Linked DNA regions of Homo sapiens: all the other regions are linked to region 1. The links are chromatin loops, found by intact Hi-C in ENCODE. Cell type or tissue: heart left ventricle. All regions are shown on one strand. Region 1 overlaps INPP4B (inositol polyphosphate-4-phosphatase type II B). Region 2 overlaps INPP4B (inositol polyphosphate-4-phosphatase type II B). Region 3 overlaps INPP4B (inositol polyphosphate-4-phosphatase type II B).

Region 1 (2,500 bases):
GAAACTGGCTGATGGGTATGTGGGAATGCATTGTACTACTCTTATTTTCTACCTTTGAAATGTTACATAATAAAAACCTTTTAAAAAAGGAAATGCATTTCTTAATTATGCCAATTTGGGTTCATTAACTTAATTTCTTTGTTCTCCATTCTTACAATAGCCACATCCAGTGAACATGGCTGAAATGTCCACCACATTGATCTTGAGGACATTCCAACCAGACACTTAAACAATACAGAGATCGCATTCTGATGCACAGATGACAGAATAAATTAATTGACTCAGCTATGTCCCATAATTTAATTATTCAGTCAAAGGCAAGGGTGTATATATCCAGCTTAACCAAGAAGAAATTGTAAAACAAGTTTCAGCTGTCATTGTAACCAATAAATTATAGTACTATATGGCTGATTCAATTTGGTCACTGGTGACCGGGTCATCACTATAACAGAGGACATTAGGGGATCTGCTGAAGTGTCATTGAGGTAATTTGCACTTTTTTTGCATTCTTCCAAGGGCAATGCAACAGAAAAAAAATAATAGTTATAGTCTTTGACTCCTAGAAAAAAAGAATTTGCTCAGCAGATGCTGTGAGGGGATTAGGATTAAAAATGCAAATGGTTAATACAATATCTATTTTAGAATAATCATAAGTTTTTTTCTATCATGTTCATTTAATTTTTTTTCCTTTCTCTTACCCAGACACAAACAGAATTTTAGCATATTTAATTTAATTCCTAACAGTTCCTCACATAAGCAGATCTCACATAAAAGCAGAGTGTGTTAAATATTACAATCAAATCTTTAAAGTATTACTCATAATAGATCTTCTGAATATACTACTAAGAATTTAGGTGCCTGTTGACTTTAACTTTATTAACTCACTATGATGTAAATAAATTATGTTTAAAAGAAAAGTTTTAAAAAATGAATATATTGCACTTAAAATGACTCAAGGTTTCTAAGCATTGCACACTGCCACCTAGTGCTAAATGTCTCTTTAACACCAAATGCACAATGGATGTCTTCCACAAAGTGGAAATGCTATATTTTAAACAAAATTTATTCAGAACAACAGGTCTAAAATACTTTATTCATAATTCCTTCAAAATAAGAATGCTATTGGAGATAAATGCAATGACATATACCATAAAATCACACCCATCTCAAATTAAAATTTAAAAGATCTGAATGGATTAGTTAATATAAAAAATTGCAAGTCTTGTTAATAAAGACATCCTCTTTTTAAAAACAAAGTGATTTACAGGTTTTGTTAAGGAAGACAAGAAATTTTTACTTTTTTAAAAAAAAGTGATTTTTAACTACTGCGCATCAATTATGCAGCTATTCTCTTATGAATGTGATGTATGCTAATCTCTAAGTGGAATATGTGGTTATCTAGCAAGTTTCGCATAAGAAGATGTTGAAAAAGACATCATAGAGTGTTAACTGATCACTAACAGTACTTTAAAGCTTCCTTGGAGATAACCATAATCTCCATGCACCTATAGGTTCTAACTTCAATTAAAGATCCCACTGGTTTTAGTCCTACTTTATTTTTTATTTTCCCAGCATTGAATAGTTTTTGTGTTTTGGTTGTTCTAATGGCAAGAGCTCATCTCTGATCTTTTGGCTAAGAAAGCAAAGCCCCATGAAAATGAATGAGAACCATTTTGAAAGAACTAAAGGAAAGATTGCTATTGATGGTCAGGGAGTATATTCTATTTAATTCATTGTATTCTAAAATGGTAGTCCCCAAGTCTGATCTACTTAATGCACTACAACTATCTATTCTAAGAACTAAGGTGAAAGGTGAAAGGCTCATATTTCTGTCAAATTTTTCATAGTAAAAAATATTAAGAGGATTCCTTGTAAATCATTGTTGCTTAACATTTAAAAACTCACACTCTCTTTTGAGAAACATAAAAATCTCGAAGTTCTCCTTCAAAGCTATTTAAAATATATAAATAAATGATCTATTATAAACAACTAGTAAATGAAAATTTTTAAAAATCATATTTTTCTTTTGATCTTGGAAGATGCTTTACATTGATGCTGTTACTCCAATCATTAGAAGTCAGCATGACAATTAAAGTTGTCTGTGTATCTCGCAAACTTTTCTATCCTTGTAAAACAACAAAGAAAAACAATTGAGTAATTTCACCATTGTTTTTTGTATTGCTTTATTTTCATAACCAGAAGAGTATGTAAAGATAGATAGATAGACACAGATAGATAGATTGATAGATAGATCGATAGACAGATAGATAGATACAGGCTCTCCTTTTAAGGGAGGAGATGTTGCCTTCATTCCCTTGAATATTATTGATTTAGATAATTCCCAAAGAAATGTATAACCAAAACCACATGATTTGAAAAACTTCTCAAAATTTCCTTTAATCAGTTTAAACAAATTACTGCCAATTCTATTTCACTTAGTTCTTCATAGGGCTATTTAAAATCAGGACACCAAGTTGGCATGGCTGCCTAATACAGAAGA
Region 2 (2,500 bases), 580 kb before region 1:
GGAACGAAAATAGACAAATAGTTTTGTCTCATGAAGTTTAATATTAGTGAGGAAAATAGACCACAAATGAGATAAATTCGTAAAATATATATATATATATATATATATATATATATATATATATAACATTGAACAATGACAAGTACTAATCACAAAAATAATGCAGAGAAAGGCGATAGAAAGCTCTGAGGTAGACACTGCAATCTTAGATAGGGTTGCAGGAAAGGCTTCAGTGAGGAGGTGACATTTCTGCATAAAGACCAGAAGGAAATAAGTGAACCACAAAATTACCTAGGGAAAACACTTCAAAGGTAGGTGGGAAAACTAAGTGCAGGGGCCTTGAGTTGGCAACGTACCTGAAATGTTCAGGAACAACAAGGAAGACAATGTGACTGGACTGTAGTGAGCAAAAAATAGGAGCTGGGGAGGAGGTCAAAGAAGTAATGAAGTTCCCAGGGTTGGGACGGGGAGACTCCTGTAAGACTGTGTTTGGTCACTGAAGGGCTTTGAGTTTATACTTTCAGAGAGTTGAGAAGCTGTGAGAGGAAAGACATGTCCTAAGTTTCATTTAAATAGGGTCGCTTTGTTGCTCTGTTGAAAATAGACTGATATAGTGACATGTGGTGGCAGATCAGGGAGAGAAAAGGAAAAAATCAGGGAGACTTTTAAGTCATTACTGTAAACATCCAGGTGATAGACAACATTGGTAGCAGTGAAAGGGCCAAAAGTTGTTAAATTCTGGTTTCAATTAAAAGGTGCAGTCAACAGGATTTGCTGACATACTAACTGTGAGTTTATGAGAGGCAGAAAGGAGTCAAAGGTGACTCCAATAAAAGAAAAAATGTTTTGGATACATAATGCAACATTCATCTACTATGCTAGTTTCGAAAAAAGACAATTTTAGTATTTCTCTTGTAATTTTTTCTTTCTACTACTATGTGGTTTTAATGCTTTATCTTCTATTTCTATGTGTGTATATATTGAAGTTTGAAACAATCTAATATGGTAAATGACCTCTGAGCAATCTTCCCTTGATAATAAATATGTGTTCATAATATGATTTATGGAAACAAGAAAAAGAAAGCAAACGTATGTGAGAAGAAAGAGTTTGGATTTTCACTTATATTTTATTCCATGCTCTGGAATTTAAGACTCAAGATTAAAATGTAGTATTTTATATAAAGGTACTGTTATGGACTGAACTGTGTCTTCCAAAGTTCATATGTTGAGGCCCCAGCCTCCAATATGACCATATTTGGAGATAAGGGCCTATATTATGGAGGTAACTAAGATTAAAAGAGGTCATAAAGATGGGGTCTTAATACTACAGGGCTGGTATTCTTACGAGAAAAGGAGAAGATACCAAAACACTCCCTCTCTCCCTTCCTTTCTCCTTTCCTCTCTCTTTCTCTCTCTCTCTCTCCCTCTCTCTCCCTCTCTCTCCCTCCCCCACTTCCCCTTCCTGCTTATACACAGAAGATAGACCATCTGAGAAGGTAGCAAGAAGGCAGCCATCTGCAAGCCAAGTAAAAAGCCCTCACCAGGAACTGAACAGGCTGGCACCTTGATCTGGGACTTCCTAGCTTCCAGAACCGTGAGAAAATAAATTCCTGTTGTTTAAGCCATACAGTTTATGGTATTTTGTCATGACAGCCCAAGCTGAGCAATATCAGTATCACTCTCTTATTTACGTCTACATTAGATAACATGTGTCACTTTCATGGCACATGACTATGGTGCTAATAGAAGTTTCATTCCTTTGTCCCTAGCTCATGCAAACCAGTGAAAGCAATGTTATTTTAGGAATAACTTCTATTTCAGTTACTTTCTCTTTCCATAATGATAGTCATTCATGTCTTAAATCACCGTTAGTAACAGATAATATTAATTGATTTTCTATGGATTTTTATTTAGCAGATGTACAAGGGTCCATGCATTTGCAGTTCTAAAAAGCACTCTAGGTGATTCTAACCACACTTTGAAAAACGCTGAGATAAAGTTATTTACACAATAAATATCATGCATGTTGGGCCTTACTATATATCTCAAACATCGATATTCTTAAAGATTGCTAAGAGAGTTTACAGTTACTTTATCAAAAATTTGCAAAAAAGGTCAAGGTTTACAAATAATCCAGACAGGGCAGAGCTGATGCCAAAATGTTTGATGTGTTTACCATTTTAGTCAGCTTATGACTCACACACGGTGTGTATTGCCACTGCCACCTCCTATTTCTGGAACAGCTCAGTTAAGTCTTTTTAAAGTTCATGTTCCTAAGCCAGAAACACTATGTAGGATTTGGGTGGGGGCATATCTCTAGGTATCAAGTTCTCCATTTATGAAAAGAGTATAATTTAATTTCCACTACCTTATACTATAGTGACATAGTCTGGAGTCAAAAGGTGGGCTAGTTTTGAGGAAAGTGGAAAAGTGGCTGGTAATATATTTAGAATCAGAGAAAGGAGCTCTACTTTGAAATGGGAAGTGTTTCTGCTACTGG
Region 3 (2,500 bases), 540 kb before region 1:
TGAATACTGGGGCTTGTGAGTCAGTAAGATGAAGAAGAACATGCTATGCATCTGATCTAGAAAACATGTGGACTGCTAGTAGTCCTAAGGCAACTCAATGTTTGACATCTCATGTTATGAATCCAGGGGCATATGGGTCACATTCAATAGTCAGGCTAGAATGATGATATTTTCTAGGTTATCTGTGACATTGATAGCCATTCTTTTTAGCTGACCGTTTACACCTCAAACTGAAAACAGTAACAGCAGCAAAACTGTATTGTAATAATATCATAAAACTATAAAGATTTTTATATGTTTTCCCATACAAAATATAACACCAACACCGACACCATATGTTTAGGAGACATAACCTAAAGGAAGCTAGAGCGGATGGCAGCCTCATTAGAATCCACAACTTATTTCTCTGCTTGAAGTATTACATAGTTTAAATTATCTTATCAAAACAAAATGAGGAGCTGTAAGGATTAGAAAAAATCAGAAAAAGACAAATCCTGGCATAGAGATGCTAGCATAAGCCATCATATCTTTACTGAAATAAATTGTTGGTTATAAGTGGGTCCTTGGCGGAAGGGGACAAACAAACTTAAGACATTGTCCAATTCCTTGAAAGTGGTCTCCATGTTTCATCAAAATAAGAGAGTCTTAAGATTTACAAATGGTATTCTATGCAATTTTTGTATTCATTTATACCATAAAAATAGTGCAAGGCAGTATCCCCAATGTATGCATAATTATGAAAGTTACTATATGATTAGAAAACTATTGTTTCAAAATTTATGTTTTCAAATTTACTTTGAATTTAAAAAGAAAAATTTATTTTATTTAACGCTCTTAGTAATTAAAATAGTGTGACTTCCTAAAGACTGTTGTCTCATCTTCTATTTTAAAGCAAACTGTACTCAGAATTAGCTACGATCTATTGTCTGTGTCAAGAAAGAATGTGTTTTAACTGATAAGTGTTTTATGTTTAATAGTATAGCACCAAAATAGGCTGAAAAAAGAATAATCAGCTTACTCTCTATTATCATAAAACTACAATATTGCCTCTAACATATTTCAAATCTGGAAAGTTATTTGATTAAAAAGTAACATTTTGATAAGTAAGAGAAAAAATATTTAATAACATGATCATAATTTATATTTACTTTCTTACTTTCAAAGAATTTCATCACTTTAATGATAATGTAATATTGTTTTTTTCTTATAAGGGCTAATAACATTTCACAACCTGAAACATGAACTTCAATGCAATTTTGAATAATTGCTGTTTCACTATAACTTGCTGCAGTGGAGAACATTAGCTATTTGAGAACTGACATCTAACATCTGCAAGAATTGTGACTTTCAAACACACTGGCCATCAATAAATATCACTTGTTATTAACTTTAACAGTATTTCTACAAACAAAGAGACCCACCTCAGGCTCAGGACCAGCAATTGCTCCTTTGACTTCAGCAGCTCTCCCACTTTAAAACTGGCATAGCCCAAGAAACTTCGCTGAAAATAACAGAAAGAATGGTTTCATTAACTTGAGGTTCTTTAATATTTTTGCTGTCACATCAATCAAACAAAATGAGTCTTTAGAAGAATGAAATATTAAATCTATTAGCCTGACAAATATTTCAGTAACAGAGATAAAATTATCAATAATATATCTACCTCATGGGGTAGGATTAAAGGGTGAAAATGTATCATTTTCCCTAAAAGAAAAGAGACCAACAGGCTAGAAAATAACAAGAGGTAAAATACAGCACCCAGAGTTGTTTCACTAACTATAATTTTCTCTGCATATGAAAACTGAAGGAAAATAAAAGATGATATATTTTCCATATTTACCAATGCTGTTGTTCCTCTTATTAGAATTCCTCAAATCACTGGCAGCAACAACTTTGTATTCCAGATATGAGCAAATCTGTTAGTTGGAGCTATTTTTATGTGGGACTTTGTACAAGTTATAAATAGAAATGTTATATTTTTCCCCCATCACAGCAATGTTTAAAAGCATTTTTCCTTTGTTATTTCTTTACTAGCATGGGACAATTTCATTCTAATACACGAAAGAAAATGGCACTTATTAAGTTACATTTTTTTAAATTGCTTTTTTAGTCTATTATATTAGGTGTTGATGACCTATGAATATCTGCTTTCTACTCTTTTTGACTCAATGTAAAGAATAAAACTCCAAATTGTTTTTTTTTTTTTTTTTCTTTCCCAGGATAAAAAACCTATCATCTCTTTCTAATATCCCTGGCTACTTCTGACTTAAAAGTCACAATATTATGGGATAAATAACATGAAAAAGAGCTCTCATTCTTCCCTTAAGGTCAAGGAGTAAATATGAAAATATCAAACCCATGTTATTTCTTATGCCACTGCAGCCTAACAAAATGTAAATACTCCACAATAAGTCAATGCTACTTCTTCCAGAACAGTCTCTCATCATAGGTCTGCTGCTGAGCTACACTAGAATGAGAGGCTGGACAAAGAATTTGAGGG

The links. Peaks named below come from ENCODE experiments on the same cell type or tissue, not always from the same donor. Only the 100,000 strongest peaks of a DNase experiment are listed, where the experiment ranks them.
Region 2: a loop joins it to region 1, with 2.7 times the contacts of the local background. A loop is called at or near these places in 4 of 110 quality-filtered maps.
Region 3: it touches region 1 in a loop (3-fold over the local background); 2 of 110 quality-filtered maps call a loop at or near these places.

The regions. Positions count from the first base shown.
Region 1 is chr4:142,839,742-142,842,241 of GRCh38, forward strand. The region is part of intron 1 of INPP4B (inositol polyphosphate-4-phosphatase type II B); the gene reads right to left. All of the region lies in intron 3 of USP38-DT (USP38 divergent transcript), which reads right to left. Among named protein-coding and RNA genes, the nearest start is that of INPP4B, 5.3 kb to the right of the region's middle. In heart left ventricle, a CTCF peak has its summit at 981 (motif pointing left); no DNase peak of the experiment used is centred here.
Region 2 is chr4:142,263,556-142,266,055 of GRCh38, forward strand. All of the region lies in intron 10 of INPP4B (inositol polyphosphate-4-phosphatase type II B), which reads right to left. Among named protein-coding and RNA genes, the nearest start is that of INPP4B, 580 kb to the right of the region's middle. In heart left ventricle, no CTCF peak of the experiment used is centred here; no DNase peak of the experiment used is centred here; H3K27ac peaks cover 2,288 bases.
Region 3 is chr4:142,304,037-142,306,536 of GRCh38, forward strand. It overlaps INPP4B (inositol polyphosphate-4-phosphatase type II B), which reads right to left. Exons shown (of 26, transcript NM_001101669.3): 9 at 1,422-1,501. Among named protein-coding and RNA genes, the nearest start is that of INPP4B, 540 kb to the right of the region's middle. In heart left ventricle, no CTCF peak of the experiment used is centred here; no DNase peak of the experiment used is centred here; H3K4me3 peaks cover 2,146 bases; H3K27ac peaks cover 2,500 bases.